Linked DNA regions of Homo sapiens: all the other regions are linked to region 1. Evidence: chromatin loops called from intact Hi-C (ENCODE). Cell type or tissue: GM12878. All regions are shown on one strand. Each heading gives the region's core, and the rest is flanking DNA. Links, peaks and the distances in the headings are about the cores only. Region 1 overlaps RFX3 (regulatory factor X3). Region 2 overlaps RFX3 (regulatory factor X3). Region 3 overlaps RFX3 (regulatory factor X3).

Region 1 (10,882 bases), core at 1,554-9,553:
AGGAATCATTTATTACAACCATTTTAATTTTTCTACCTCAAAACTGTGTTTATTCATTATTCTGGAAGGCACACTGCAATGATAGTTGGTAACACAATACTTTTTCAGTCTATGTTCACATTCTAAAGTTTTATGTTATCCTGTGTACATTACAAAAAAATCTTTAAAGCACTGAATGTACAAGAAAATTTTAGAAAATTGAATCCAAGTCTATATTATTGAATTTTAACATTAACAAAATTAAATCTTTTGTTCATTTATTTATTTATAAAAGCAGAACTGAAATAGACTTAAATAACTTTCTCAAAGTCACATATTGTCTCCATGCCTGAGTCTGGTTTCCAATTCACATTTCCTGATTACTCCAGACCAATGTTTCACAAAAGCAGTAAATATTTCACATTACTTGTGTCAACAAAAATTTTCATGCCATATGTAAGACAGGTGTAATAAAGAGCTGACATTTAACTTGCAATTCAAGTTATTATAAATTATAGAAGCCAAAGAATTCATTTATTGAGCACCAACCATGAGCCAAGTAATGTGCCAGGCATCTAGTGATGCAAAAATGAATGTGATCTCATCCTTGTCCTCTAGGAATTTCCAATGAAATGCTAAAAATAATATGGACATTTAAATAAATAAAAAATTTCTCCATTTTACTTACATATTTTAAGATTTGCAATCAAACTTAGAACCTGAATTTTCAGACTTTTAATTTAAAAATTCATTAAAAATATTTTCAGAATTACTGACTTTAGTCATGACAACTGAATTTCCAAAAACCATTTTAATGTCAAATATTCCTACATGATGTTTATGTAATTAAACTTATGTCATTAAACCCATATTGATAGTTGGCTTTGAAAACATAGCCACCAAATCTACAAGACAAACCAGAGTACTTTTAAAAATAAAATTCAGATTTTGATCAGAAAGACTTGAAGTCCTTCACAGGACACATATACGAATGAATATGCACATTTAAACATGCATAATACCTCTTAACATATACAAGGCTGACCTATAGAAGTTTAAAAAGATTACACAAAATAAACATTTGTTTTTACAATGACATAAAAGTATTACAGGCCAAAATAATTCTTTTGTTATGAATCATCTATAACTTGATTGTCAGTAAACAAGTTTTCCAGGGGCGCTTAAACATGATTTCTGAGTATTCTAAGTGACACACAGAATAGGTTTGCTACACATATTCATTTAGTATAAAAGAGATAAGGCAGTCTGATTGGGAAATTAAGTTACTGAGGTTCAAATTAGTATTTTGCCTACAACAGGGGGACAGCATGTCTCTTTAGTGTTTTTTTTTTAAGACTTTATTAGTTTTAAGTATAGCTGAGGGAGACTACACATAAAATGCAGCAATAAAATCCTGATTCATATATTTTATCCACATGCTTTGGTAAAATGATTGAGATTGGGAAGCACTTGAGTGATGTTATGGCAGCCCTAGTGAGCTGTATTGTACAACAGTGCTGGTTCTTGTTTTGTGTACATATACTAGACAGAGCAAGGGTTGACCACCTTCTAGTGGCAGTCTTAATATATTAAAGAAGGGCATATAGGTTCTTGATATCAAGGACTATAAAGAAGACACGAAAGAAAAAAATTCTGGAAAGGCAGACATAAAAAATGTAAATACTTTTTGAAACAGAGTAGTATTTTTCAACTAAACTAATGAAGTTTCCACATCCACAAGCATGGAACACACAATATGTGTAAGTTAAAAATGCCAAAGATATGTTTGTAAGTACATCTACATATCCTCATAAAATAATGCATATTGTCAAAGGTATAATAGCATGATTTGTTCTGAGTAAAGAACTCAATATTGCTTCCTTTGCTAATGAACAGAAGACATATCATATAGAAAAATCTTCATTTAAAGGGCATTTTTTTAAAGAAATGGAATTAGTCAATCTTATAATATGAACTTTACAACCAAAAGTATACAAATAATAAAAACAGATCTGATGTAATTTTAGTCTGATAAAAGCAAATTAAAAAAATTTTAATTAACCAGAAACAAATAAAACATTTAAAAAACTGCCCTACTTGTGTACTAGTCTTCTTGCAACATTAAATTACTTAAAAATAAGACAAACATGTAAAAATGAGAGCTTACTTATTTTTCATGATCATAGGAATTATCTTGTAGATTAAAATTTTTACTACAAAATTTGAAAAAGAAAATCCAATAATAGAATATTTGAAGGATACTGTAAATTACCTTTTATAAAAGTAAAAGCTAGTACAAATATTAAAGTTTAATATAAAATATTTTGAGTCCAATGGTATATTTACATTTTTATATATATATATGGGTTAATCAGACCACTCTTCATAAAGAAAACTTTTCATAGAAATAGTGAGATAATTACAGCAAACGTTGGCACAAACTACTTAGAAGCCTAAATGATATTACTTATATCCCAATTGAATAATTTACAAGAAGTGAAGCTTTTACTCGATTGGCTATGCAGGCCACTGAAATGGCTAGGTAAGTCAAAAAATCTGCACCGTTTTATAAACTGATTGTTCTTCTTATATAGTTTATATTCTTAAACTGAAGAAATTCTGTTTAAATTCTTCATTTCTAAACTAGTTCAAAAAATCAGTTTGTTTATATGTATATATGCATATACATATATATTTATATAAATCACTAGTTAGTTTGAAAAATGGTACAAGAACAGGTATTTTGATGACTATCACTTTGACACTAGCAAAGCTACGTTTTGTTCCCTACCCGTTGTATGCAGAAGGAGGAACTGTATTCCTTGCCAGATGCCTGGAGAGCAGGTTGAGAGAGAATAAGGAAGTCAAGTGGAGGTAAAAGCCCTGAAAGGATGGAGATGGCTTTGCTGTAGCCCTGCAGGTCCCAGCTAGGAAGACTGCCAAAAACTAACCCACCTCGGGCTAGATCGCCTAGAAATTCACTGTATTAACAGAAATTGATTTAAAAGGATCCACCAGACAAGACTTTGAGATGTGGCTGGGGATTATAATCTCCATCCTATACGCCAGTATTTAACTTTTACGTTTTGACACAGTGATGGAATTATAAATCAGACATTTGTGTCTAAAACATAGTATTAGGAAGCATTACTTTGACTGTAAGAGAAACTTGGCAGTTAAGTTTTTGTGTAAGTTTAAGTGCAACCTAAAGGCACAGGCTCCATGAGCTACCCAAGGGAAGTTAATGCCTGTTAAATATCGTTTTCTTGGGTTTTGTCTTTAATACAATGTATTTGGACATTAGTATTCCCCAATCTTAACATTCAATAATTTAGAACGAAACAATTATTATATCTTTTGCTCTTTTATAAAATGTCTTGTAAAATGTATGCTGACTTCAAAAGCCCATAAAATACCATAGGAATGATTTCAAAAGCCCATAAAATAACATAGGAACTTTTAACCTTTATCTTTAAAACTTGATTACTCTACTTATGAACTAATATACACTCATTTAATGGTGGAAACGAAGATAATTGCATCTTTCAACCTTTGCATTTAATCTGTATTAATCAAGATAGACTAAAGATGAATGGTTCCTGTTTTTCCCAAAGGGAAATCCTGATTGACAAATAAAAAGAAATAAATATTGCATTGCCCAATTAACATCTAAATGTAACATTTGTCATTTTTTCCCAGATGGATTATTACCCATCAGGATTCATTTTAAGTTCAGTTTACTAACGATATGCATTTTGACAGGCCTTATTTCTGTAATAACTTATATTTACAATACAGCAAAGTCAAGGAAAAGTGAGTAAAAAACAAGGTTTTGCTTTGAGCTAAATGTATTTTGGTAGCTAAAACCAGCAAACAACAGGAAATAATTATTTGCTAGATTGTGAGAAGTACATAAAATAGACGGCTAGAGCTTTTCATAAACTTTAAATGGAATTTTAAAGAAATGTACAACCTTAAATTTCATGCGATTATTGGGAACAATTAACAACATTTCTGAATTCAAATTTACAATGTAAAATAAGTAGTTTGTAAATAAGTGAACACACCACAACCATTAAATACTAATTCATATTAATTAACACCAAGAAAAAGTATAAAATAATCTTGTCTGCAATGAAAAGAATTAAATATTTTAATTTCATTTAGGCAGACTATACATCTCATACTGTAGCATCTTCATATATAAAAAAATTAGAAACAAAAATATTTAAATAAAAAATTATTAGACTAATAGAATTCTGTAAAACCAAATCTAAAGTACCATTCTAAAATACCAGGAGAAAAACAAAGTCACTCTTGGCAAGATCTTTTTAAAAGATGAGATTGTTTAGAGGAAAAAAAGAGTTATTTACTCTTAAACTGAAGGCTGCATATAGAGAAATAATTGAGTGACCATACATTCTTTACTCAGATGGTATACCAGAAGAAGACCACCCTTTACCAACGATGTTCACATATATATCTACTTGAAGCAAACTTGAAAAGAAACAATACAATAAATGTACACATGATTGGCAAAGGCATCCTAGAATTCCTAAATAATGAAGGTAACATAAGGCCTGATCCCTTCTATTGTTTCTTTTTATTCATTCAGCAAATATTTAGTGAGTATCTACTATGTACCAGGCACTGTTCTAGGCACTAGGGATGCACTGGTGAACAAAACATACAAAAATCCTTACTTTCTTGGAACTACCACTTGCAATAAATACTTACTAAATGCCTATTAGAGATGCTGGTACTAAAATAACTCCCACCATGTTAATTCTCTTAAGAATATGTTGAAAATGGGGTAGAAAATTCAATACCTCACCCCATCTTCTAAAGTGTGGAAAGGTGTAAAGCAAAGCAATCAAGTTGGATTCTGCTGAGGGGATTATTTATCTTATTTAGTCCTAATAAGAGTTTTTAAAATTACTGTGAATAAGCAAATACAGAAACAGAAAATAGGAAGTCTTTGCTTATCCATATTCCAAAATAGAATGAGAATAGACTTTTCACCCAAAAGTCATGATTAACACCTCTCCTTAGAAACAGGTAAAATACGGGATGCAAATTATTATCAATAATTTCTCCCAATGTTTTTACATAATAAAATTGATCCTTTGGAGACAGTGATAAATCAGGGAACTAATCATCATAAAGCGGAATTCATGTTCACCTTAAAGAATCCCACAAACCTCAAATAATTCTATATTATGCCCCATATAGTGAGAAATAAAGGTAACATAGTTTACTAACATTTAAAATATTAACAACAATTTTTTTAAAAAACTCCATCTCTCCACTGAAAAAATTCTACACAACATAAAAACACCAGTTAAATTCACAGAATGTAAAATACTTTTAGCAAATAGTTATCAACCAGAATGCATGCACTAGCAAATTCCAGTTGTTTTTGATAAATCTCAGAAACATTAAAAGCATCATCAACTTTCCAGGGAGGAAAAAGACAACAGGATCTTTTTCTGTGTTTAGGAAGAAACTAACCTCACTGATCAGTCAGTAGAAGCACTGATCCTTTCTCCACTGTTTATAAACCATCCGTAGAATCATTTTTGTTTCTAAATATTTGACTATAAATATATTTTTGAATGAACTTCACTGTGCCTCAAGGTGTAATAAAAATGAATCAGGATAGTTGGAGAAAGATTACCACTGCACAATCAACATTTGCGCCCACTCTTTCCACATACTGAAGTGTCTCTGGGAGTTGTTAGCAGTATGGAAGATCAGACATATTATGTAATAAAAAAAATGAAGCCATGAAGTAATAAATATTTGTCATTGTTTATGCAGCTTAATTCAAACATTTATTAATCTTAAACATTCTTTCATGAATTCTATAAAGAAAAATAATTGTTAAAAATCTCTAACAGTTGAAAAGCTTCAAACAAATCAACAAATACATTTTTAAAATATATAAGAAACATGTTCTTATACTTCCATTATTGTTCATAAAAATACTAAGATGAATAACTGAAGTTAAATTTAAAATTAAACATATAACATATTTTACTAAGTTATTCATGTCAAGTAAAAATGAACCCTGAGTTGAATATGAAAGCACAACTTGGAAGTCTGAAAGCTGAAACAGGTAACTGGAAACTTCAGGTTTTTTTTTTTCTTATGTCCTTGCACATTTGTGACTAAAAGGAAGAACAATTTCACTTCCCATTTTCAAAGCATAAATATAAGTTAATCATCACCCCCCGGACACACACAGCCTAGTAGTATACAGGAAATCAGCCTTTAATGCAATCACAGATACATGCCAACATAGCAGGAATATACTTACGAAACATAAAAGAGTGACATACTAAATACCAATTTTCAGAAATGAAAAAACTTATATTTCTTAAACTCTTTCAAAAGGAAGGGCCAGAATATATACTATCATGTTTAAGTTTGTATGTATAATTTGTCACCAAATTTATAGGCATTCTCCAAGTTGGCTAACCTGGTTTTGTTTTCCATGATACTTTCCTTTGAAAAAAGAAACAAGACAAAATACCCCATCTAAAAACAAAGTGTAAGAACATAAGGAGGTAATTAGTGCTATTTTAAGATATAAAATTAAAATTTTTCAAAGATCAAATACTTAAAAAAAACACAGTTAAAACATTTTCTATGAGTAAAAGTTTTAGGTTTATTGAAAAAAATGGTCTTATTTGGGTGATCCAATATCGAGCTTTTCAGTTATAAAATATGAAAAAGAAATAAGAAGTCATAATACTTTATCCCTAAATTTAAGAACAAATTGTCAGTTGTGGGAGAAAATTCTAAACTAAAATGTCACTAATGTTAAGTTAGCAGAAGATATATCTAAAATGAATTTACACCATGGGTCTATTTACTTTTTTCCATATATTCAGAAATCATCTTAACAAAACAAATTTTTATTCAGCATTTTCATTGGTTTCCCACATGAGAACAGCTGATAAAAATGTTTATAATTTCACAAAACTATCATCACCCTTCTTACACTTACCAGTGTCATAGTGATATCTGCATCTGATAACAGGAAACAGCTTCAGGGCATAGTAATGGTAGTTTTATCTCAATTATTAGCAATTTATGGCTTGTAGACAGTCTCACTTTTTCTTTTGGTTCACTTTTACTTCTCTTTAGGTCTTAGGACCTGAATTCAACTATGGGGTTGTTTACTGCCCACCTTACATAGTCTTACTGGTAAACAAATCATTTTCAAACAGTTTATCATTGGATTTCACATTAATCATCCTTTTTCTACTTAAAGAACATTACTGGTCACGCAAGTAGACATGGCTGTTTGACAGAGATGCAGATTACAAGTATTTGCTTCATAGTAAATAAATATCAAACTGGAACATTTTAAATATTGAAAATCACTATTATTACTTTGTACAAATACATGGCAACTTGTTACTAACTCGAAAATATTATATCTGTACCCAAAGAGTACAGAAACCTAATAAATTATACTGGAGACTCTATTTTTTGGATATTTCACTGTACAAAATAGCCATTAAATGACACAGAGATCATAAGGGGCTGAGAAGGGAAGGTTAAGAAGCAAAATAAATAAGTAAATAAATAAAACAAGCATTTAGAGGCAAGCAACACATGCAGAACAAGCAAGAGATTAGTGTACATGAAGAAGAGGCAACTTACATGGCTGTTGAGAAGAGAGCTTCTGTGAGTGGACAGACCGTCAGACTTTTGCAGCGTCTCAATCGCCATTTCAATCTGATAATAGATGTCATTAAAAAAAGGGCTCAAGACAAGATAGTAATAAAAGGCTGACCAGAGAATTTCTGATAGATTCTTTAAAGTCCAACTTCTTCCTCAACGGTCGTTAATGAACAGTTGCCACTTAATGTGTTTTCTCCCCTTCTTCCCCACCCTCCAGAGAACAAAATAAAAATATGCACACTAATAATAAGCCCATTCACAAAGTAAACCTTTTTTGAACATTCCATAATTATAATCAGAATGGAGACCTGAAGAGCAGGGACCCTGGTGGATTTTTCTTCTTATGAATAAACATTCTTGACTTTCATAGTTCAGGATATGGGATAGTAACTATTCTCTTTCTAAATCGTCTCCCACCTAAAGAGTATTTAATATTAGTGCTATTCTCTCACGAAAGGAAAATCATACCGCAGATTTTGAGTTTAATATGCATTAATATTTTAATGCAAATGAACAAAGATTCTTTCATTAATGTCCAAAAGTTACTAAATCCATACATCCCTCCATTAATCCTGTATTAAAATATGGAAGTAGGGGGTCATCAGTATGAACAAATATGAAGAAGTAAAATGATGGTCCCTACATTATATTTTACGATGTGGTGTTAAGGCAGAAATATTAGAAATGACAGCAGAAATGGAATGAAGAAGAGAAAATAATTCAGAGACAACAAAGAGAAGGGACAATCACAGAAACAGCTCTAATCTGTGAAATCTCAGCATACCATGTACGATTATTAATTAAGTACCAGGTGTTAGTGATAAATGTGATACACTCTTAATAACCTCATATTTAAAGTTATCTATCTTTCAACTCCTGGTAGTATTGCATGTTGCATTAAAAACAGGTACTGAACACCATGTATTTGGATACTGAGCTATATTAACAATATTAGCTAAATTCAAAAGAAAAAAATCACACCATGCAATTTAAGAGAGAAAATTGATTTCATTATTCTTAACAGTCTGATTACATCAACAATTCAGTATAAGCAGTTATAAAAATATTTAGAGCTTTAAAACATATTTAACTTTCTTATACTTTGACTATGGAAATTGATAATGCCTTCAAATTTTAACATACTGCCCCCTCCCAAAGAAAAATAATGCAGTAATATCTATAGCAAAGTCTTAATTTTCTCCCAAGTTTCCAATTTCTTTATGGTAAAACACTTTATACACAAAATACTCAGTATCAATTATACCAACATTAAATCTAATTTTCTTCTAAACAACTTAGAAGTTAATAGCTTTAATTTTATTTTACATTATTTTCCCACGTTGCTAATTCTTCCCTGGAGTTAATAAAACATAATACTGAAAAGAGTATGTTAGGTTAAGAAATCATAAAAAAATTCTTAAAATAGATATTAAATTAATTCATAGGAAGATGTAATACAATTTATCCTACTGTTAACTTTTTTTAGACAACAAAATTAAGTAAACTTCTTAATCATTCTCTTCTAAGAAACACAGGCTTCTAGAAACATAGGCTTCTACAACATTCTCTCTGCCAGAATGGATGTTAATGCAGTTTACCACTATACTTGAAAATAGTGATACTGCACAAATGAAAAGAGATATATTACAGAAAGAGTAATGTAAATGTAATGAATGAACAAACATTTTACCAAAATGTTAAACTGTGAAACTATAAAGGACTTTGGTATAACATCTCTTAAAACATGATCAATAAGTGCTTTTTTTTCAAAGAGAAAACAGAGCAGAAAACAAGTCAAAGGATTCATATGACTACAATTCACTTATAGGAAGAATTTGCTCAAAACCCTAATTTGCCATTATACCTATATTTTCTTTAAAGTTTGAGTGCAGAGAATTTGAGGTAAGATTTCAGTCTAGTAAATATAAATAAAATGATCTGTAACTTTTGATATTATAATTTTTAATGAAAGGTAAATTACCAGATACATAATTGCTGAGCAACACTAAAGGAGAAGTCCATGCTCTCAGTTTGTTAATAAGCACTTTTCAGTTGGATAAACCAGCACTTCTTTTTCTGGGAAAAAAAAAAAAGTCAGAGATCTGCTTCTGTTATTGAAGCTGTTATTTTATAGTGGTCCTAGATTTCCAGATGATTCCCTAGAAGGCCAGGCTTTTAGGAAATGGCCTTCTCATTTCTGGACAGTTTTTTAAGAGCTTTGGAAAGGTGCAAGGAAATATGTGGGTGAAAATGGATTCCCCAGGAACAGATACACTGACATTCTAGAATGCCTTGGACCTTCAGAATTTCGGTTCTTCTTTGTGTCACTTTGTAACACAGATAACAAAAGGGGTATTTCTTTTGGCTTTAGGAATCTTCTGCCTAACTGACTTAGGCCTGTGCCGAATTTGTGTAGCCCGGGGAATGGAAAGGAAGAAATATGGAATGATAGGACAAGCAAGAAATAAAGACTGAGTTCTTCTACAAGGAAGACACCAGCCTCAGCATGCATGTTGGAACCTACTTGGAAACCCACGGGCTTCCAAATACTAAATACTCATGAAATCTTTAAGGCTTATTAATTAGTCCAATGGGATAACCAGGCCATTTAGTTACCACCTCACTGATAAGAACTTCCGAGAAGCATACAAAAAATTAACATGTATTTATTATATTCATTTTAAAAATTTATTGAAGGGAATTCCAATCTCATGAAAGGATCATAGCCCTGATTACATTTTTTAAAAAACAGTTTCTTTTCTTTTTTAAGTACATAGTAACTGTGTGACTGTCATATATAAGGTTGTGTGCAAAAGATCATGATTACAAAAATTTTTCATAATCCAATAGACATTACAATCCAGTAAGAGAGACAGGGTATACACATGGTCATATATATGAATAAATGCATAATTACCAAATTATATGTCTCTGTCCCCACCCAAATCTCATCTTGAATTGTAGCTCCCACAATTCTAACATGTTGTGGGAGGGAGCCAGTGGGAGGTAACTGAATCATGGGGGTGGTTTCCCCAATACTGTTCTTGTGGTAGTGAGTAAGTCTCACGAGATCTGATGGCTTTATAAAGGGTTTCCCCTTTTGCTTGGCTCTCATTCTCTCTTGCCTGCTGCCATGTAAGATGAGTCTTTTGCCTTCTGCCATGATTGTGAGGTCTCCCCAGACACATGGAACTGTGAGTCCATTAAA
Region 2 (10,882 bases), core at 1,941-9,940, 99 kb after region 1:
AGGTAAAAGAAAACCATGAATTAAAACATGATATTACGAAAAGGAACACATAGGAATTTTTTAAAAATTCCTGAAAATTAAAAAAAAAGTGATAGAAATTAAAAATAATATAAGGCCTGAACAATGAAATTGAAAATAGAACAAAAAAAGTCCGGAAAGTGAAAAAAACAAGAAAACAGAGGGGGAGGTAATCATAAATGAAAAAACTGAATAAAGTTTCCCAGAAATGAAAAAGCATGAATGTCCAGACTGAAATGGCCCATGAAGTTTCTAGTACAGTATTTGAAAATAGGCCTGCATCAATGCACATCATCATAAAGTTCATAAAACTGGAATTTCAAATATTCTACAAAGTTTCAGAGAAAAAAAAATCACATAAACCACATAAAAAAGATCAGAAATCAGATTGGTGTTTGGCTTGTCCATGGCAATCCTGCAAACTAGAAGAAACACAGTCATTAAATCTAAGAAAAATAAATGAGTTTTACAGGAAAGGAAGGTAATCACTGTTTACTACAAGGCTGGATTTGAAAAGCATTTATATATCATGGTAATATAAGCACTGAATTTACTGAATTTACTGAAATTAAAATATAACTTATAGGTTGAGACATGAAATTATTGTTTTTGTACCTAAAAAAACACATATGGTTCAATCTGTCAAGAACATAAGGGACAGGAAGGGTGGGTGGGCGGGTGGGTGGGCCAGGGTGTGTGTGTGTTGTGTTAGGGACCAAAAGAAGGGCATGCTAAGGTAATGTTTAAAATGCTTAAAACTAAAAAATCAAGGTGCAGTAAAATAAGTATACTATATTTAAATAAATGGAGGTAAATATCAGAATAACAGGTTTAAAGAGGTCAATGTAGTTGCCTATGAGGAGTGGTTTGTGGGAGAATGGGGGAGGTTAAAGGCCATTTTTTTAAAATAACAGACCTTGCTAAGTTTTTTGAGTCTTTATACTATTATATACCCTATTAAGACCTGGTGTAAATATTTGATAATATGTAAATTCAATAAAAAGAAAACTTTTTTTTCATGTTTACAGAAGGCACCTTCCAGAGATAGGAACACTATTTCCATCACACTCTTGTTAGTGATAGGCACTCTCTCAAAACCATTCTTCTACAGAGATGAAAACCAGAGTGAGTTAAATGTTCAACATTGCCTTTAAAAAGATAACTGTTATCTTTTTAAAGTTAGTTATAACAATGTCTGAATTGTTCTTTACTTGCTCTTCAGATGACATGACAAAAGCTATCCCTTTCTCAATAAGGTTCAGAGTCTTAAAATTGGTGATGGCATTAATAATAACAGAGCCTTTTAAATCACCATTGTGAAGATTCATTTTTAATGGTTAAAAAATATATATAAAAAGATAAAAACATAACCAATAAAGTGGGCGCTAAACAATTGGTACACATGAACATAAAGATGACAATAAGAGATACTGGGGACTCTAAAAGGAGAGAGGGTGGGAAGGGGATAAGTGTTGAAAAATTACCTATTGGGTACAATGTTCACTATTTGGGTAATGGGTACCCTAGAAGCCCAAACCCCACCATTATGTAATTTAGCCATAAAGCAAACCTGCATATGTATGCTCTGGATCTACAATTCTAAAAAAGAGAGAATATGCTTAAAAGAAATAAAAGGAACATAAGCAATAGATTGAAACATGTAACACTTTTTGTAGATCAAAACTATATATAGTTCAATCTAATAAACTGGTAGCTTGAGGGATGGGAAAGTTGTATATGTGTATATGGCAGAGTATGCTAAGATTTTTTTAAAAATGTTTAAAAAATAAACACAAAATGGCCGGGCACAGTAGCTCATGCCTGTAATCCCAGCACTTTGGGAGGTCGAGGTGGGCGGATCACGAGGTCAGGAGATCGAGACCATCCTGGCTAACATGGTGAAACCCCGTCTCTACTAAAAATACAAAAAATTAGCCAGGCGTGGTGGCAGGCACCTGTAGTCCCAGCTATTCTGGAGGCTGAGGCAGGAGAATGGTGTGAACCCGGGAGGCAGAGCTTGCGGTGAGCCGAGATGATGCCACTGCACTGCAGCCTGGGAGACAGCGAGACTCCCGTCTCAAAAAACAAAACAAAACAAACACAAGACGATTATCTCAGATGTCTTTACTTATCCTAAAAGCCAATGACTTCTGTACGATTGCAGCACACCCCCTGCCCAACCCAATTCTATATCCTGTAAAGAATATAACCTTGCATCTATCAATTATAAAAATGTCCTTCATCATCTATAACCCATCTATATCCTTCTCCCTAACCACTTATTTATAATTGTAAGAGCAACGTTTGCTAAAGAGTCTCTTTAATACTAAGAAATTATAGGCAAATCTTGAATCTCAAGATAATGTTATATGACATATGATCTTTCTCACTTATGTTCTCACCACTCTTTAGAAGAAATCACAGGCCAGTGTGTTCACAATCCACATACATGAACAGCATTACTTTGTCAGTATCTTTCCAAACAAGCCAACTGCCCTGCGTATGAATAAGACCTGTAGTAAATATCTGATGATGAATTCACTCCCAACTTTTTAAATAGCTTGAGTCAGATCTCCAGACCTTGAAGATTATTCTATTTTCATTCAACAGTATTTATCAACCACCTAATGCAAAGGCACTTTCTAAAATACCACAAAGGCAAAATCCCTGCCTGGAAGGTGCATGCATCCTATTAAGTACTACTGTGAGCCAACTAAATAAAGTATAATATTGCTGACATTTCAATATGAAAGAAATAGAAAGTTGTGATAAACAATGAGGAGAGAAGAGAAGGAGAAAACTTTGAGTGGTCATATCAGAAAAAATAACTTGCTTTAGGAGTCAAGACAGGCTGTTTGAGAATACAGATTATAACTTGAGTATTCATTTTTGTATCCCTATAGCCTAGCACAGAAAGAACCTGGCACATCCAAGAAATGCTCAAGAAACATTTGCTGAATGAACCTAAAAACTGAAGTATGCCTATCATAGCAAGACAGTAAAGTTCAAATAATTTTTGGATACAGGTATGTTGGACAGCCAACATAATGAAAGTAACAGCATCTTTTCTAAGAGCAGCAGCTCCTTACCTGTTGTTGTACTGGTACTTGCTGTACCACCTGCGTAGGCACTGCTGCTTGACTAGCCACAGATGTTTGTAAGGTCACTGTCGAGCCTGTGTCCGACCCAGTCTCTGATGTCTGCATGATGGTCTCTGAAATAGATTAAAATGAAATTAAAGTTTAAAATGTCACTCCTGCATGACTAGCTTCCTTACAATTGTTCTTAAAATCCTATACTGAAACTAACTTTCAACTCTCATACCTCTTATCCCAACATACTACCATGACAGTCCGTGCATGTGTATGGTCATTCTGACCACTTTATAAATAATTACTAATCCACATTCTTTAAAAAAATTCCCATTAGCACCTCTTATCCTGAGACTATCCAGGTTAAATTTCATTGAAAGCTACCTTCTATCTCATTTGTTATAAATTGTTTAAATCCCTTTATAAACTATCATCCAAAATTATATCAAAATGTTCTTAATTCTCAGAACACAAACCCTACCTGGATGTAAGTGTCATGAATTCTACTTTCTTGACACTTTTATAGGCTGTCAGGATGTCACCAGAATATAATTTAGAGTAAATCATTTCTTTTTTTTTTTTATACTTTGTTTTAGGGTACATGTGCACAATGTGCAGGTTAGTTACATATGTATACGTGTGCCATGTTGGTGTGCTATACCCATTAACTCGTCATTTAACATTAGGTATATCTCCTAATGCTATGCCTCCCCCCTCCCCTCCACCCCACAACAGGCCCCGATGTGTGATGTTCTCCTTCCTGTGTCCATGTGTTCTCATTGTTCAATTCCCACCTATGAGTGAGAACATGCGGTGTTTGGTTTTTTGTCCTTGCAATAGTTTGCTGAGAATGATGGTTTCCAGCTTCATCCGTGTCCCTACAAAGGACATTAACTCATCATTTTTTATGGCTGCATAGTATTCCATGGTGTATATGTGCCACATTTTCTTAATCCAGTCTATCATTGTTGGACATTTGGCTTGGTTCCGAGTCTTTGCTGTTGTGAATAGTGCCGCAGTAAACATATGTGTTCGTGTGTCTTTATAGCAGCATGACTTATAATCCTTTGGGTATATACCCAGTAACGGGATGGCTGGGTCAAATGGTATTTCTAGTTCTAGATCCCTGAGGAATCGCCACACTGACTTCCACAATGGTTGAACTAGTTTATGGTCCCATCAACAGTGTAAAAGTGTTCCTATTTCTCCACATCCTCTCCAGCACCTGCTGTTTCCTGACTTTTTAATGATTGCCATTCTAACTGGTGTGAGATGGTATCTCATTGTGGTTTTGATTTGCATTTCTCTGATCGCCAGTGATGATGAGCATTTTTTCATGTGTCTTTTGGCTGCATAAATAGAGTAAATCATTTCTAAGGTCCTTTCCAACTTTAAAACTTACTATTTGGTGATCTAAAACAATTAACGTATATCCAAAAGCCAACTGATATGCCCTAAACTTAGCCAAAGAATCAAGTTAACTAATTTTGTGTATGGTATAATATGGTACTAAAATCAAAATTCGATTATAGTCTTATACAAAGATAGCCCCAAATCCATAACATTTAATACAGTTGAAAGATGAGGGAGACTACTATCATGTAAATGAGATTTGTAAACAAAGACATGTACTTTCTCTCATTCACAATTAAACATGCCACGTTTCTCAGTTTTGCCTGACCTGCCATTGTTTACTCTAACAGGTATGCTTTCTCCGGCTTCCTGGCCTTGACATCCCCTTTTACTACTTATGCATTCAATAAAAGAAATATGAATTTCCTTGCTATTGAGCAAAGACCAGATTTCTAGTTTTCTTTCCTGGAGGAATGGAGCAAGAGAAACAGTGTTTAATTGGTAGCATAAGAAAAGCACTGCATCATAGTTTAAATCTATATGAAATACAGTGAACATTAATTTTTAACTAAGAAATTTTTGAAAGAGTATTCAGTTTTTCAAGGAGAAAATTAACCCCTCTTGGCATCTGTTGTCACAGCATGACTTCTTCTAATTTTCCCCCAAAACCTTCAATCATATTCAATTTCAGAAACGGACCTCTGAAGACAATGCATCTATTCTTCTTATTTTGTAAACGAGGAACCTAAAACCCAGAGAGATTAAGAGACTTGTTCAAGGTGACAGGAGTAGACTTGGGACTGGGCTTTTTCACTTTGACTCTGTGCTTAATTTTCTTTCTACACTTTGACATTGGCATCTTTTTAGGGGATTATTTTCTCATTCTTTTGTTAGTGAAACCCCTAAAGCAGCACAATAAACCTTGTACATGCAAAAGGTATAGCAGTAACAACTAGCACTGATTGTTCAACACACGCTAAGAATTCTTTTAAGTGCTTGATATATTTATTAATTTAAAAATGAATCCATGTAACAACTCAATGCAGTTGGTATGACTATAATCTGCATTTACAAATGAGGAACCTCAGGCACAGAGAGCAGAAGTGGCTAGGGGTTTACAAAATAAATGGAAAGTGATCAATTCAGTGGCTAATACTCCTAGATGGGTTAGCTAATGCTCAGCTCCAGCATATTGTGAGTATGTGGGAAACTTCCTTCCATTTTCCGAAAGAAACTGAAAGTCCAGATTTTTATGTGAAATCTCACAAATGGTGGTTTATTTAAATGTAGTACTGATCTCCAAACACACACACACACACAATCTTTGAACCAGCATTAAGACCACAGAAATGACCAAAAATGTTTGAGAATGACACTATTTTTTACTACACAAAATTCTTGCCTAACGAGTATTACTAGAGGACCAATAGTTCTCAAAATTTGGGGAGAGAATACACAAATTAAGAACCCAGTCTGTGCCTCTTCCTCTTTCTTCTACCACAGACAGGAAACAAAAAAAAAAAATCCCTAAAAAAGAAAGCAAAAGCCAGGGTCCTTTGATTTATTACACATTTATATGCCATTTGTGCTATAGCAGAGGAACTATTAGTAAGAGTGAGGCAATGCTTTTCTGCAAAGAATAAGGAATGAACCAGACATTAGATATCATCTTCTGTGAGGTCTTTTTCAGCCTCTCTTGTCAACTCCAAGATGGCTGGTGGCCTCTGTCAGTTTAGTGTACAGATGAGGAAGACAGCGTTGCCAGTTATAGCTTCTCCTTTAAGCTGTTCAACTAAGAGTAGATGAGTTTCTTACAATGATGTCACTCGCACTAAATCTGCCTCCTATTTCCCCCAGAGCTGGATGGGAATGTTCCAGAGTCTAACTTGTTTGCACATACATTGTATTACAGACTACTCTACATACTTTTTTTGGTCTATGACCCACACTTTGACATCAACTGTTTTAGATCAAACACATGCAAGAATGTAAAGAAAAAAGTTCTCTTTAAAAATTAAAACTACCATGTATACATATGTAACTAACCTGCACAATGTGCACATGTACCCTAAAACTTAGAGTATAATAAAAAAAAAAAAAAAAAAAAAAAAAAATTAAAACTACCTTTAAAGTAATTCTTAACAACTCCCAATAAGCCACCTGGGAGAGCATATCAGAAGATAAAAGGCATAGATTTGGAAATTGGCCTTCTATGGACTACATTTGACTCCCCACTCGGGTTTTGTTTGACTCAGAGTGATTACAAAATTCTTAATTGCTAACATTTAAAAATCAGAAAACTTTGAACTAAAAAACAAATTTCCAGGCCGGGCACAGTGGTTCATGCCTGTAATCCCAACACTTTGGGAGGCCAAGGTGGGTGAATCACCTGAGGTCAGGAGTTCAAGACCACCCTGGACAATACGGTGAAACCCTGTCTCTGCTTAAAAAAAAAAAAAAAAAAAAATCAGCTGGTCATGGTGGTGGGCACCTGTAATCCCAGCTACTATGGAGGCTGAGACAGGAGAATCCCTTGAACTTGGGAGGCAGAGGTTGCAGTGAGCTGAGATCTCATCATTGCACTCCAGCCTGGGCGACAAGACCAAAACTCCGTCTCAAAACAAAAAACAAAAAAGAAACAAATTTCCAGAATTTCTTGAAACATCTGAAAATTTTAAAGAGGTGAGCACATATTATGTGTTCTATAGGCAAATTATTTAAATGGTTATACTCTTTTCAATTGAATGGCCTCTATAGGCATTTGAGTTTGTGACTCTTTTGAGGGTAATCAGAAATCTATTTCTACATATAAAGATTGAAGTAGAAAATTGCTTTTTGAGGGGGCCGGGGGCAGTGGCTCACGCTTGTAATCCCAGCACTTTGGGAGGCCAAGTGGGGCAGATCTCGAGGTCAGGAGTTTGAGACCAGCCTGAACAACATGGTGAAACCCCGCCTCTACTAAAATACAAAAATTAGCCAGGCATGGTGGTGCATGCCTGTAATCCCAGCTACTCAGGAGGCTGCAGCAGGAGAGTCACTTGAACCTGGGAGGCAGAGGTTGCGGTGAGCCAAGATCATTCCACTGCACTCCAGCCTGGATGACAGAGCAAGACTCCGTCTCAAAAAAAAAAAAAAGAAAATTGCTTTTTGGGTTTGAAACAATATTGATGACATTTATATTAATTTTACACAGAAAAGTAATACCCAAGTTTAGACCATTTTACTGCTAGAAATGTATCACTAGATTAAAACTAGTGATTTTATCAATAGATGTATCACTAGATTAAAACTATGATTTTCCTTATTTTAAAGATGAGTTAACTGAGGCCCAGAGATGTTACATCACTTACCGAAGGCCATACAGACGCTGCACAAAGACAAGTAAGAAAGGCAAACTGATGAATTTTTAGAATGAGACAGGAAGAAAAGAAAAAGTTGTCAACTACTTAATAGGAGGAATCTTATAGAATAGAGTAGGGGAAATAAGATAGGTAAAAAACAATGGTTGTAAAACATAAAGCTAGAGAGTCACGGAGAACTTTCCATCAAGCCTCCAGCTGTACCTATAAACCACATCCAAACTGTTACATAAAGCCTAGTCCTGCACAACCAAGTATCCCATCAAGTATCAACCAAGTCCTAGTATATGTTCTGTTTATTCCCAAATTACTGCTCATAGGTCTGATCTACTTGGCTCTTGGAATATAGGGTCATGCCAGTTGATAAAAACTTAGTCTCTCTTTTGTGTCTCCATTTTCCTTCATAGACACAATTTCATTTTCCTCTGATTTTACTATCTTCAGCCTTGACAGAGAGGCTCTCTTTGCCAAGCTTTATGACATTAGAGGGTATCAATCATATCCCTTCCACAGATTAACTGAAAAGTTCATAATTTGGCCTCTCATGTAATAGTTTTTTCCTGGTGCCAGGCACTACACTAAGTGCTTTAAATACATTTTCTAGTTCAATCTTCAGAAGAACCCCCTGATGGAGGTGTTATCCCCATTTAACAAATAAAGAAACTGAGGCACAAATGGATTAAATAACTTGCCAAAAGCCACACAACTAGTAAGAGAAAAAGCCTGAATTCACTTGATGTCTGTCTGACTCTAAAGCACATGATGTCAACCAGTACATACACTGCTTTGCAATATCATGATGATAGGGCTTCCAAAGAAAAGCTAGAGACTGTTGGTCTAGACAGCAATCTTTGGGGTTCTCAATCGATATTACATGATTTACACTTCCAACAACAACAGAAAGACATCCCCTCTCTCTGACACCAAAGTTAGGAAGTATTTCTTCTCTTTCAACAGAGACCATAAAACCCAACTAATACGTATTTTTCCAGAGGCATTTTTAGTGATTAATTCTGAAGACCTGATAAAAACAGCAGATTAATTAGAATGTTAAAGCATGTTTGAGGAATATAACCCTCCCGCCAAATTTTGCTAAACAGATCATTTAAGCCCACTGACACATTCATAGTATTCTGGTAGGCTTCCAACATTTCTGCAAAGTAAGGATCATCACATGAGAGCAGTGCCCTAGCATGCTCCATTTTAGGTTTTGTTTTACTCCCAGCATAATAGCTTATGAGTATATTTGAGGTGTTCCCATTCATCCAGCAGTGGTTTCTGGTGTTTTGTTTATGTTTGGGAGTAATTTGGTTAGTTTAGTTCCTTCACAGCCTTCTTTCAAGTGATATTTGTTTATCAGTCACAAATGCCGTCACATTAATCCATTTTGATAAGCTAAATAAACCCCTGCAGTTTGTCAATGATGCAGCCCATATGTAAATGAGTTGTATATTCTTACAGGAGAGACATGCACAATTTCAGTCTAGTCATCCTCGCCTAATGTGTCTGTCAGGTGTGTCATGAGCAACAGATGCTTGTTTGACAAAGGACCTTTTTATTCTGGCTAATTAAGCAGTTGGACACACCCGCCTGTTAACGGTTCTTCTTTGTACAGCCAGCTCTGGCTGAATCATGCGAATCTACAGCTAAATAGGCCACATTTTGAAAGAAGGCTAATTAACCCCTACGAGAAGGAAAAGATATTGCAAAAACCCAGATGCTGAATGGAACAAGATTAGCATTTCTTCAACCTGATGGGTAAAACCTAGGCAAAGCAAATGTGTTTGGAACAAACATGCATTATTGCAAGTTTTAAGGCATTCAAATGTTTTTTGTGGAACTTCCTGAAGATTATTTAATACACTCAAATTCACAGTTGGATTCCTTTTATCACTCACAATGTACATGCCAGATTAAATGGATTAATAGTCTGACCTAATCAATTACTTATCAAACAGAACTATGTTACTGGGCTAGCTTAAAAATAGGTAGTATCCACCTAATTTTTATTGGGGTCTTTCATCCTGAAATAATTTGCTCTCCTAAAGACCAAAGTCTGCAAAGTTTGGTTCCACTACACTTACTGTATTATTTTTAACACTGAGGAATGTAACAGGTTTAAATTCAGTACAGAAAACAAAGACCTGTAATTTAATTTTCAAGCTCAACAGAGAATTTCCTTCCTTTATCCTTAGCATAGAAAGACAAAAGGTGCTAGTTCCAATTCCTACTTGAACCGAATTAACCAAAATTATTATGATAGTTACTTAATGGGTATAGTAAAAATAAACGACATCTAAAATGTGACCATATTCAAGAATAACTTATTTACAAGAGCATTAGAAACCTGATTCAACATAAGATCACAGAAATGCCATTTACAGAAAAAAATAAATGTTTTGCAGGTGAAAATTACTATTTTTAAAACATAGAACCAAAATTATTGTAATTGAAGTTCTGCAGCATTTATATTTATATATATTTATATTTAATACTTTTATTACTAATGCTCTCATTCAGCATCAGCATTCCTAAATAAATGCTGGAAAATAATAGTAGCATATATAGTGTCTATAGCAATTAAGATTTCTATTAAAATTAAGACAACTAAAATGAGCAGTGCTTTTGGGGAGGAAATTACTGACATTTAACATAAATTTAGTACAAAATGTACACAATTCCAGCTATTCTGGAGTAGATAATGAACAATATTAAGATAACTCTAACAACAACAAAAAAACACCTAAGGACATTAGGCATCTTCTAGAAAGACGATGTACAATGATGGGGCATAGTAGAAATTATTAATGCATATATATGTTACACATATATATGTATTTTAAACATATGTTTAGTCACGTACTACATTTAAATATATGTTTAAATAGTCAGGTACTAAATTTAATTTCTTAAAACTCTGACAAAAAATATATTGAGCTGATTGCTTCACCTACGAATATAAAACACTTGGCTTTCTTCCGCCTTCACCCAGTACAAATGAAAAAACTAGTTAAGCTATAAACTGTTGTCAAACACCAACCTTTCTTTATTTAAAACACA
Region 3 (10,882 bases), core at 1,278-9,277, 65 kb after region 1:
CACTATATTTAATAATTATTCAATAACAAACAATGCCCAGAGAATATTATAAAATTGGTAGAATCTTCTAAATGGGGATGTGTATTTTTTTAAATAATGAAAAAAATGTTTATTTTTTCAAAGTGAACTGATATGATCACTTTTAATACCATTAGTGTATCATTAAAAACCAAAGGTGAAATTTTAAAGTAAAGTTGCATGCTATTTTCTCGTTCTAAAATGATCAAATGTGATTCAAATTGTTCAAATATTAGTTGCTACTATGTTAAACATTAATTTTTGTTCAAATATTTACTAAGTTATCTATTACAAGCTTATTTTCTATTTTAGTTGCCATTATCTTAGTGCAGGAACTATTCAGGTTAGCATTTCTAAAAGAGATGGGGAAACCAGCATCTTGTAGTCATTTCATTACCATCCCCAATAATTTTATTTTCTACCCATCTTTGTGAAGTCTTTAAACTGACACATTTACTATTTGTACTATCTAAGCACTTAGAGAAGAGATAATTAAATAAACTCTCTATGAAATTAATCATCTCAATTTCATTGCCTTTCCCAAAATAAATTCCCAGAAATATTTCCAAAGAGAATAAACAAATATTTTTCACTACTTTAAAATTAAAAAAAAACAGTGAAATGGGCAAAATGTGAACTGAAAAGAGAAGAACAAAGGTGGAATTAGCAGGAATAATCTGCAATTTCACTAATTAAGTGTTCAATGAATTAAAATGACCTGACCATATCAGGTTTAAAATGACCTTGAGTTAATTTTTAAATGGTTACCTAGTACACATCAGTATGTTGGCAGCAATGAAGTCTGACTGTAATAACATTCTGTACCAGAATTTATTCTGTCAACTGAAGGGAAAAAAAATTATCCCCCAAATATAAATATATGCATGATGTATTTACATTCATAAACACTAGATGAATTAAAAAACTTAACACTCTCTTACTGATGCATATTTAAATATATGGAAGCACCTCATATTACTATTCAAATATTCTATTACAAATACATTTGCTAATTTTGTGTACTTTTTTTGTAATTTGTATTATTTTTTAAAAAAGTGAATACCAAAACAAATTATATACCACAGGAAAACGTGCTAGCTCAACAGAATCAATTAGTATATTTTGAGGACAAATTTATACAATATGTTATTTCGGATGTGCTTCAAGAAAAATAAAATGAATCACACCTCAAAACAGAAATCCTTTTCAATAGTAAATGAGTTCATTTATAATTGTTAAGCTTATTAGTCAGCTAAGAACAATACTAGTCTCTTTGTAAAAATTTCTTTATTATGTCAAGGCCTTCATTGCCTTTCACACAGAAGAGCATTTCTTACACATTTGGTTGGCACCAAACATTTCAAACCTTAGTTTTCAGAAATGTCAAAAACTGTATTAAGATCATTTTAATAGACCTACAAGAAATAGGAGAGCTCTTAGCAGATTAAAAACATGGGATATTAGAACAGTTACGGTAGAGGCTGCTATGTGACTGACTAAATGTGAAACAGAAGGAAAAAGGACCCACATTATAACAGCTATTAATAAAAGGACAGTGGAGAAGGAAGACATCCAGAGTAGCAGCAGGGAGGTTAATTACAAAAGTAACCTTGTGAGAAAAGAGAAGGAATAGAACTCAGTCGGTATTTCTGGCCCAGTAAAACCACAGGGAAATGAAGCAATTGAGGAAAGAGAAGTAAAAAAGTCAAAAGCACAGTACGGATATGCTAGAAGGGAAGACACAAGAAAAGAAAAAGCATACGGGAAAAACTGATTTTCTCTGTAAGCAAGGGTTATGAAAATAGAAATCATAAACCTGAAAACAGCTTTTTCAGTCTTGGTTAAAAGTAGGCACCAGGCACAATGGCTCATTCTAACACTTTGGGAGGCTACGGTATTCATTCCAACACTTTGGGAGGCTGAGGCGGGAGGACTGTTTGAGCCCAGGAGGTCAAGACCAGCCTGAGAAACATAGTGAGACCTTGTTTCTTTAGGAAAAAAAAAAAAAAAAAAAAAGTAAAATAAATTGCAAGAACTTTCGGAGGCCAAGATGGGTGGATTACTGGAGCCCAGCAGTTTAAGACCAGCCTAGACAACATAGGGAGACCCTGCCTCTACAAAAAATAAAAAATTAGCTGGACATGGTGACACCCACCTGTAGTCCTAGCTACTCAGGAGACCAAGGCAGGAGGATTGCTTTAGCCCGGGAGGTTGAGACTGCAGTGAGCCATGATTGTGCCACTGCACTCCAGCCTGGTCAACAGAGCAAGACCCTGTCTCAAAAATAAAGTAAAATAAAATAAAATAAGTCACAGGCTATTTAATAAATCTTGCCAAAAACAAGTTCTACAAGTATTATGAATGTTTGGTATAATTTGTAGGTAAGGATGTTTATACTTCATGAGCACAGGATCACAGAGAACAAAAAGCATGGTTAAGGGGGTTGGAAAAAATATTACTTAAATTCTCTCTCACTGTGTTTATTGAGCAAGAGCCAGGAGATTCCCTGGATCTTTAACATTAATTTACAAAGGACTTCCTTGCATATTCAATGTTAATTACAAAGTTGCTGTGAATCTTCTAGGAATGGTAGCCCTTCCATGTCAAAGAATGTGATGAATGTCAAAGATTAGAAAATATTGTATTGTTAATTTAAATGACAGAATTCATTTTATGTAGAAAACAGAATTTGTTTATTTACATTATAAATTCACTCATTGCCCCTGTGGTAGATGACCCTATCACTTATAAACTGTGTAGCTTCTTCTGTTTTTCAGAAAGTCTTAGCTCTTTGGATATAATTTTCTTTCATTAGACTTTAACAGATGCTTCCAGCAGGTTCAAATCCAATAAACATCAAAAGCCTGCTTCTTATACAGGGTTGCAGTTAAACATGAAACTTATGCTTTATAGGAATTATTTACTAAAACTACATGATTGCTATAGGCAACTCTAACTTGTGAGGACAGCATAAGTGTAATAGTGTTATGCCTGAACTTCTTGAGAAGAATAATATGAAGGCTAACATAGCAGTAGGGTCCTGGCTCTCTTGACCTTGTGACCATCTGAGAAAGGAGGAATTAAATGGAAGTGAATTAGTTCAATAAATCATCCCTAGATGCCTACCATTTATTTCTCCCAAAATAGACTGGCATCAAAGAGCAGAAGCTACTTGGAAGAAGTAAAGCAGGTTTCAAAGGCGAGAGGGGGAGTGTGTCTGGGAGCAGGAATGTTACTCAGGAAAGATTTAGTTTAGAATAATTTCTCAGCGACAAAACAGGATAGATATTACATAAAATACATAAACCTATTTTTGTGAATCCAAAGGAACATAGCAACCATTACTTCTTACAAAGTGAGTAGCATTTTATCAGGATTATAACACTGTATTAAGCATTATTTCCCTTGGGTCCTAGCAGAGCCTACCAATGCTAAGATTCTACTAAACTAAGTAATAATTTATTGGGAAAAGCATTTACTAAATAATACTGTGGTGACCAGAAAGAGCAAATGAGCTAAAGATGTCAAGCTTACTGCAGTATTAGGAGAGTTCTTTGTAACAGGAGGCTCCTCTAGTCTTTCTAATAATAAATGAAACTACAGAAACATAAAATATCAATAAATGTATGCAGCACATCAAAATATCTAACTACAGAAAATTAAGTTTGGCAACTCTAGAGAGACCATAAGAATATGTACTTTAAATGTATTTTCTGCTGTGAATACATAGATACAGATTCATACTTACTCCCGGTGTCTATTGATATTATGCATATTTACAGGAGAGTTAAATAAAGATGTCGGTTCTTTCAGGGTATAGAACTGGAAATTACAAGAATGAATTATTTGTTTGCAGCCAAAGCACTATAGTCTAAATAGCAGAACTTCTTACTTATACATGATTATTAAACCAGTGCTAACACTATTATTAATAGTGATATGCAATAATATTGCATTTGATCTTTGCAAAAATCCTAAGGTGAAGTAAAAATGGTAGGCATTTTTATCTCCATTTTATAAATAGTGACATAAGTACAAAGATACAATGACAACTCAAAGACATGGTGTCAGCTGGCAGTGATTCCAGATCTTCTGACTCTAATCCTAGAATTCCTCCCACAATACCAGTGTTTCCCCAAATATGGGAATAATGATATTGGTAGTACAAAGGCAAGACATTAAGTAACAATAAATCATATACTAAAAACTTAACTCCATTTTCTTTTTGAGACGGAGTCTCACTTTGTCACCCAGGCTGGAGTGTAGTGGCACGATCTCAGCTCACTGCAGCCTCCGCCTCCCGGATTCAAGCAATTCCCCTGTCTCAGCCTTCTGAGTAGCTGGGACCACAGGTGTGTGCTGCCATGCCCAATTAATTTTTGTACTTTTAGTAGAGACGGGGTTTCACCATGTTGGGCAGGATGGTCTTCATCTCCTGACCTCATGATCTGCGGGCCTCGGCCTCCCAAAGTGCTGGGATTACAGGCATGAACCACTGCACCCAGCCCATTTTCAATTCTCTTTAAAATCATTCTGTTTTTTCAAGGACAAGGTCTCAGCATTTACCATCTATAACAATTACTAATTTCACTTTTTTTTTTCAATTTGAAAGCAGTCATTTTAGTAATTGACTAGGTTACAAAAATAATCATGGGATACACCTTAGCTCATCCATTTAACAAGACTGTTTGTCTGGTCTTCCCTATTGCCAGCATCTCTACCTTTTACAAAATGGGCGGTCTTTTTCTTCATTCCAACTCCTGAAGAAGTTAATTTGAAGGGCCACAGGAAGTTATTTGCTTCTTTGAAGTGCTTTCCAACTGTATAGATCTCATGAATTAAATCCTCCAGGCAGATGATGCCATATTTGGTTGATGCCAAGATGTGGCATATCTTGGTTGATGCCATCCAGGCAGATGATGCTCAACCAAGAGATTGACCAATCAAAATGTTATCTGTCAAGGCAATTTGCATCTTATTGATTTGGCCATAACCACGCTTGTAGATTTGTTCATTTGCTGACTTCAGGTTTGGATATCCCCATGAAATATATGGTTCTACAATCCTCAGTATGTTAACTGAAGCCTTCTTAAGCTTAACCAACGTTCTATTGAAGAATAATTTCACTTTTTAAGAGAAGGCAGGTCTTAGGACTGGGTCTTTTTAAGCAAATGCAGCTAGCCATATCTCATAAGTATTATTTAATTTTTACTATATTCAGTTTTATGAATATAAGATAAATCTTATATTTATGTCAAGAGATGCTGGCTTTTCATTTTAGGTCCAAAGTTTTTGTTTTAAATTAATTCTTTTAAGTAATTTTATAGAAAACAGTTAAGTAAAAAAAGTAACAGGCCGGGCGTGGTGGCTCACGCCTGTAATCCCAGCACTTCGGGAGGCCGGGACAGGTGGATCACAAGGTCAGGAGATCGAGACCATCCTGGCCAACATGGTGAAACCCCGTCTCTACTGAAATACAAAAAATTAACCGGGCATGGTGTTGCACGCCTGTAGTCCCAGCTACTCAGGAGGCTGAGGCAGGGGAATCGCTTGAACCCAGGAAGTGGAGGTTGCAGTGAGCCGAGATCACACCATTGCACTCCAGCCTGGTGACAGAGAGACTCATCTCAAAAAAAAAAAAAAAAAAAGTAACAATATAGTGGGCATCTTGGATAAAGCAAAAAATCATGAGGTAGTTTGCAAAAGACAGAATATTAGAAAATAATGCACTGCACATCATACACTATAAATTATACTCTTCATAAAGACACCAACAAAAGACTTTTACTTTAGAGATTTACATTTCATGCATGAATTAAAACAAAAATAGCTGTTTCATTGTATCAACTTACTATTCATCTAAATCCCTGAAGAAAAGAAAAAGAGTAGCAACCATAATACTCCTCTAGCAAGGGTAAAGTTAATTTTGAAGCAAACTGCTAATATATTACCTACTTTTTAGGAGAACTGCATTTTACTGATCCCAGTATTCTGATAACAAAACTTATATATAAACACAGTTTCATAAAGTATTCAGACAACAAAGAAATAATCCAAGTAAAATGCAACTGCATCCTTTATGCTCACACTTCCTGCTATTCCACTTCACAGAGATAATGGTATACAATCCTCCAACCCCCTACCAATAATTTCATCCTCATGTGTTTAACTGTGTCTACACTAACTAGGAGAGTTAACACTAACTGCCACACACACAGCCTCCCAGTGGTAACTCCAAAGTTACCTCTCTAACTTAGAAAATGTTTCTAAGTTAACTCTCTAACTTAGGAGTTACCACTGGGAGGCTGTCTGTGTGGCAGTCAGTGGTGCAGCGGGCCCTGCTCCACACGCTCACTTGGGGACCCTGGTTAACAGAGGTTCCACCACCTTTTAGTTGTGTCACTGTGATGTAGGCTCGCAGCAGCTGAGAGATTGTAGAAGCATACTAGCTCCTAAATGTCTTGGCTCACAAATAATACATGGTACTGTTGCTCATAGCTCACTATTGAGAATATGCTACAGGACCCAACACAAATACAAGGGAAACACCATAGGTGAGCATTTTATGCCCCGGATGCAGTGTCTTTTTATAGGAGAGTACATATAGTATAGGAACCTAGGTGAGATATGTGTGTTTTCCTACTTCTTGTTTGTTTTTTTGCACTTAACAATACATCTTTGGAGCTGTTTCCAAGTGCGTGTATACGTGTGTGTCTGCACATACATACACGCACCAACTACTTTGGTTTTAGAGTACTCCATAGTATAGACGAAGCTTAACTTATTTAACTATTTTACTATTAAAGAACATAATGAACTAAGTTTTCATTTATACAGTGATGTGCTTATTTATTCCTGGTCTGATATCACTCAGTTTTGATTACCATAACTGTATAGTATCTTCTGAGATTAAATAAAACAAGTTCTTTCTCTACCACTAGTCTGTTTTTGGCAAATTTTCTTTTCTTTTTTTTTTCTTTCTTTCCTTTCCTTTTCTTTCTCTTTCTCTTTCTTTCTTCTTTCTTTCCTTTCTTTCTTTCTTTCTTTCTTTCTTTCTTTCTTTCTTTCTTTCTTTCTTTCTTTCTTTTTGGCTATTCTTATGTACATTCAAAAGTCATCTGGGTGTTTCAGTTGGATTGCATTGAAATCATGCATGCATTTGGGAGATAAATGAATTATTTATAATAAGGAGCATTCCCACTCAAAAAAGTAGTAGTTTCCCCATATCCTTTGTAGCAAAACTCTCATTTTAAAATTTAGGCCTTCTTAATGCCCTTTCATATGTGAGTTATATGCTTCACTCTACCTCACTGGCTATGAGTAAAGTATTATGAAGATTGATAATAGATTTCAAAGTGGTAGGGTAAGGAGAATTCTAAAAATGCCTCCCCCTCAACCAAGATTAGAAACTCTAATTCCTATAACTTGTGAATACAATGAAAAATACCTCCCATGATTATCTTACGTTATATGGTACAGCTGACGTTAAAATTGAGTAGGCCTGCTCTAGCCCATGAGTCCTTAAAAGCGGAGTGCTTCTCTGGCTGGTGGCAGCAGTCAGAGTCAATACATAAGGCCGTATTGTTGCTTTGAAAATGGAGGGGCTACAAGAGAAGTCAAGCAGGCAGCCTCTAGGAGTGGGGAACAGATCCCATCAGACAGCCAACAAGATAACACAGAGGCCTTAGTTCTGCTATTCTGCCAGTAACTCAATGAGCTTGGAATGGATCCTTCCCCAGGATCTCTAAACAAAAGCCCCATGTGACAGACACATTACTTTCAGTCTTGTGAGACATGGAACAGAGAACTCAATCAAGCACCCCCAGACTTATGACCTCCAAAAATTGTGAGATAATAAGTGGGTGTTGTTTTGAGCTACTACATCCTTGTAATTTGATACACAGCAAGAAGAAACTAATCCAGACAGAGTCCAAAGGAATTGTTACCAACATTTTACACCTCCATGGGTTTTCAGAATTCCCCAGGGAAAAGGAAATACACTCGGAACCACTTCCCCTTTCTTTGCTTTTACTTTCATTGACATTCCCTAATTAAGAGTAACACACATAACAACCTAAATCCTTAATTTCCTGCTAAATGTTAAGGCTTTGGTGAAATACAAGGATAATTCTTCCTCAAAAAGTTCGAATAGTTAAGTTACAAGCAAATTGAAAACTAAAAATATCAAAGGACAAGACGAAATCTCAAAGTCAATGAGTAAAGTATCACATGAAAATTTAGGAGAATGCTATCATCAATCCCTAGAATTGAAAATCTATTTCACAAGAGGTTAGGATATATAAGATAACCAGAGCTATTTCAGTATTTTAGCTACATACATGCAGTGACTACAATGTTTACAAGAGAATTCAATATTTTGGTAAAATAGGAATTAATCCACAATCTCAGTTCCACTAGCATAAATTGTTCCACTGTTGATCTTCTGCCTCTAAGTGAAAATGCAATTTATTGCATAATATATTACCTTTCTAAAACTTATCATACTCTAAGAAATATTACTCTGAAAGCAGTTTAGAGAAATCCAAACTGATATATAGCTGATTTATATAATTTAAAAAAAGATATATTGAAAGAAAATTTTAATGATACCAGGATGACAAGACAAAATAAAATAAGCTTCACTTTGTTTGTGTGTTTCTATTCTATCTGAATCCTTTTTAGTAAAATGTGTTCCCTTTGGCACTTGTATGACATTTTTAAAACAAAAGAATAAATAAGGTAAAGCAATAAAAAATTAGTGAATATTAAAGATAATGGTTTCAATTTCAAGAGGACTGAGAACAACATAGTTAAGTTTTAGAATCTTAAAAAATATAGAGAAAAGTAAAAGGGCATTGAAATAATTTAAAGATAAGAAAATGGTCTTACCAATAAGATAGACAGGGATATCATTTCCTTAACTGATTTTCTTTGACATCTCCGTGGTTTTTGGCTTAGTAAACAAAAGATATTATTGACCTAATTACCAAAGTGTCCCTGCACATTGCTGTAACAAGTTTCAGTCAACTGACAGTCACTGGGAATGCCTAGCCACCTAAAATCTATCACCCACCTGCCTGGAACCCTTCAACAAAGAATGACTCCTAAGTACTGTAGTTTATAATGTGAACTGGATGACAGAGTTAATTTCAATGTTCTGTCATCCACTTACATCTTAGTATAACTAGCTTCCTTGCAAAAACAGTGGTAATTCTGATGTAGACGAGAGAAAGATAATTTTATTTTGTAAGTAAGCTCCATAAAGTCAGGAACAATGTCTATTTCTTCTTTACTACTTATCACAATTGCTATTAATAGTACAGAGGGAATCCTTAATAAGGATTTGGTGAAGGAAAGGAGGCAGATACAAACTGAAATATGACAAGTAGCTTTGAGCTTCCAAGGAAAAAATCACAAAGGCAAATAGCACACCAGGAGAAAAAGATAGGAAGACAGTGAAGAGTGCTGGAACTATTCGTTTTAGTCCGTTCAGTCTGCTACAGCAAAAACTGGGTAACTTACGAACAACAGAAATTTATTTCTCACAGTCTGGATGCTGGGAATTTCAAGATCAAGGCAGATTCAACGTTTGATGACAGCCTGCTTTCTGGCTCATAGACTGACCTTCTTCCTATGTCCTCACGTGGATGGAGACAGGGGTCTCTCTAGGTTGTCTTTTGTAAGTACACTAATCCTATTCATAAGGACTCCATCCTCATAACCTAATCATTTCCTAAAATCCCCACCTTCTAATACCATCACTTTGGGGGTAAGGATTTCAGTATATAAATTTTGTCCACAAACACAAACATTCAGACCATAGAAATTTCCAAATAAAGGAGTTCTATTTTTCCTTATTTCATGACTTTCTTACTTCATACCTCCACCCATATGCTATTTTACAAGAATAAAAGTAATTGAAATGGTAGAAATTAAAATTCTACCATAAAAGGACTGCTTCTGAAGATGTAAGAAAGCTTTGTAAGCACTGACAACAAATCAGATAATTACTTAAAGAATACTTTTACACTAGCGAAAGCAAATGATATTTTGAAGCCAAGAACAAATGACTAAAGAAATGGATCACAAATTGCTGATGACTAATTTGGGGCTCAATTAATGACGAATTAGATTTACAGAGCAGTTGTTTTTTTGTTTTTGTTTTGTTTGTTTGTTTGTTTGACACGGAGTCTTGATCTGTCGCCCAGGCTGGAGTGCGGTGGCGCCATCTCCGCTCACTGCAAGCTCCGCCCTCGGGTTCCCGCCATTCTCCTGCCTCAGCCTCCCGAGTAGCTGGGACTACAGGCGCCCGCCACTACGCCCGGCTAATTTTTTTTTTTTTTTTTTTGTATTTTTAGTAGAGACGGGGTTTCCCCGTGTTAGCCAGGATGGTCTCGATCTCCTGACCTCGTGATCCGCCCGCCTCGGCCTCCCAGAGTGCTGGGATTACAGGCTTGAGCCACCACGCCCAGCCCAGAGCAGTTTTTTTAAGACTGCTGGTTAGGATGTTTCAAATTATTAAAAAAAAAAAAAAAATTAAATGATCCCTAGAGCAAGTTATCCAATGAGTACACATAGGTAATATATAGGGTTCAATTCAATATTAATTATTTATCCTCAGAAAACTGAACAAAATACTTATTCAAAAGTAAGTAGTTTTGGAAATTATAATATATTTTTATGATTCCTTTTTCCAACCATAGTATCAATATTCAGTCCCTTGCCTACTCTGTGGTTCAAAACAGTCTTCAATAAATTTACAACTCTATCCTTTCAAATCTTCTATGAAGTACATGATTTTTAAAAATTATTTTTTAAAAACTATTAATTATATATATATATAATCTGTGAATCAGAACAGTGT

What was found. Peaks named below come from ENCODE experiments on the same cell type or tissue, not always from the same donor. Only the 100,000 strongest peaks of a DNase experiment are listed, where the experiment ranks them.
Region 2: it touches region 1 in a loop (5-fold over the local background); 2 of 110 quality-filtered maps call a loop at or near these places.
Region 3: a loop joins it to region 1, with 1.8 times the contacts of the local background. A loop is called at or near these places in 3 of 110 quality-filtered maps.

The regions. Positions count from the first base shown.
Region 1 is chr9:3,293,893-3,304,774 of GRCh38, forward strand. RFX3 (regulatory factor X3) reads right to left here. Exons shown (of 17, transcript NM_001282116.2): 5 at 7,654-7,728. Among named protein-coding and RNA genes, the nearest start is that of LINC01231, 120 kb to the left of the region's middle. In GM12878, for the core only: no CTCF peak of the experiment used is centred there; a DNase peak (open chromatin) is centred at 6,169.
Region 2 is chr9:3,392,365-3,403,246 of GRCh38, forward strand. It overlaps RFX3 (regulatory factor X3), which reads right to left. Exons shown (of 17, transcript NM_001282116.2): 2 at 3,108-3,232. The coding sequence starts at 3,224. Among named protein-coding and RNA genes, the nearest start is that of RFX3, 130 kb to the right of the region's middle. RefSeq lists an enhancer at 8,667-10,198. In GM12878, for the core only: no CTCF peak of the experiment used is centred there; DNase peaks (open chromatin) are centred at 5,987 and 6,170; H3K4me3 peaks cover 853 bases; H3K27ac peaks cover 1,225 bases.
Region 3 is chr9:3,359,649-3,370,530 of GRCh38, forward strand. The region is part of intron 2 of RFX3 (regulatory factor X3); the gene reads right to left. Among named protein-coding and RNA genes, the nearest start is that of RFX3, 160 kb to the right of the region's middle. In GM12878, for the core only: no CTCF peak of the experiment used is centred there; no DNase peak of the experiment used is centred there.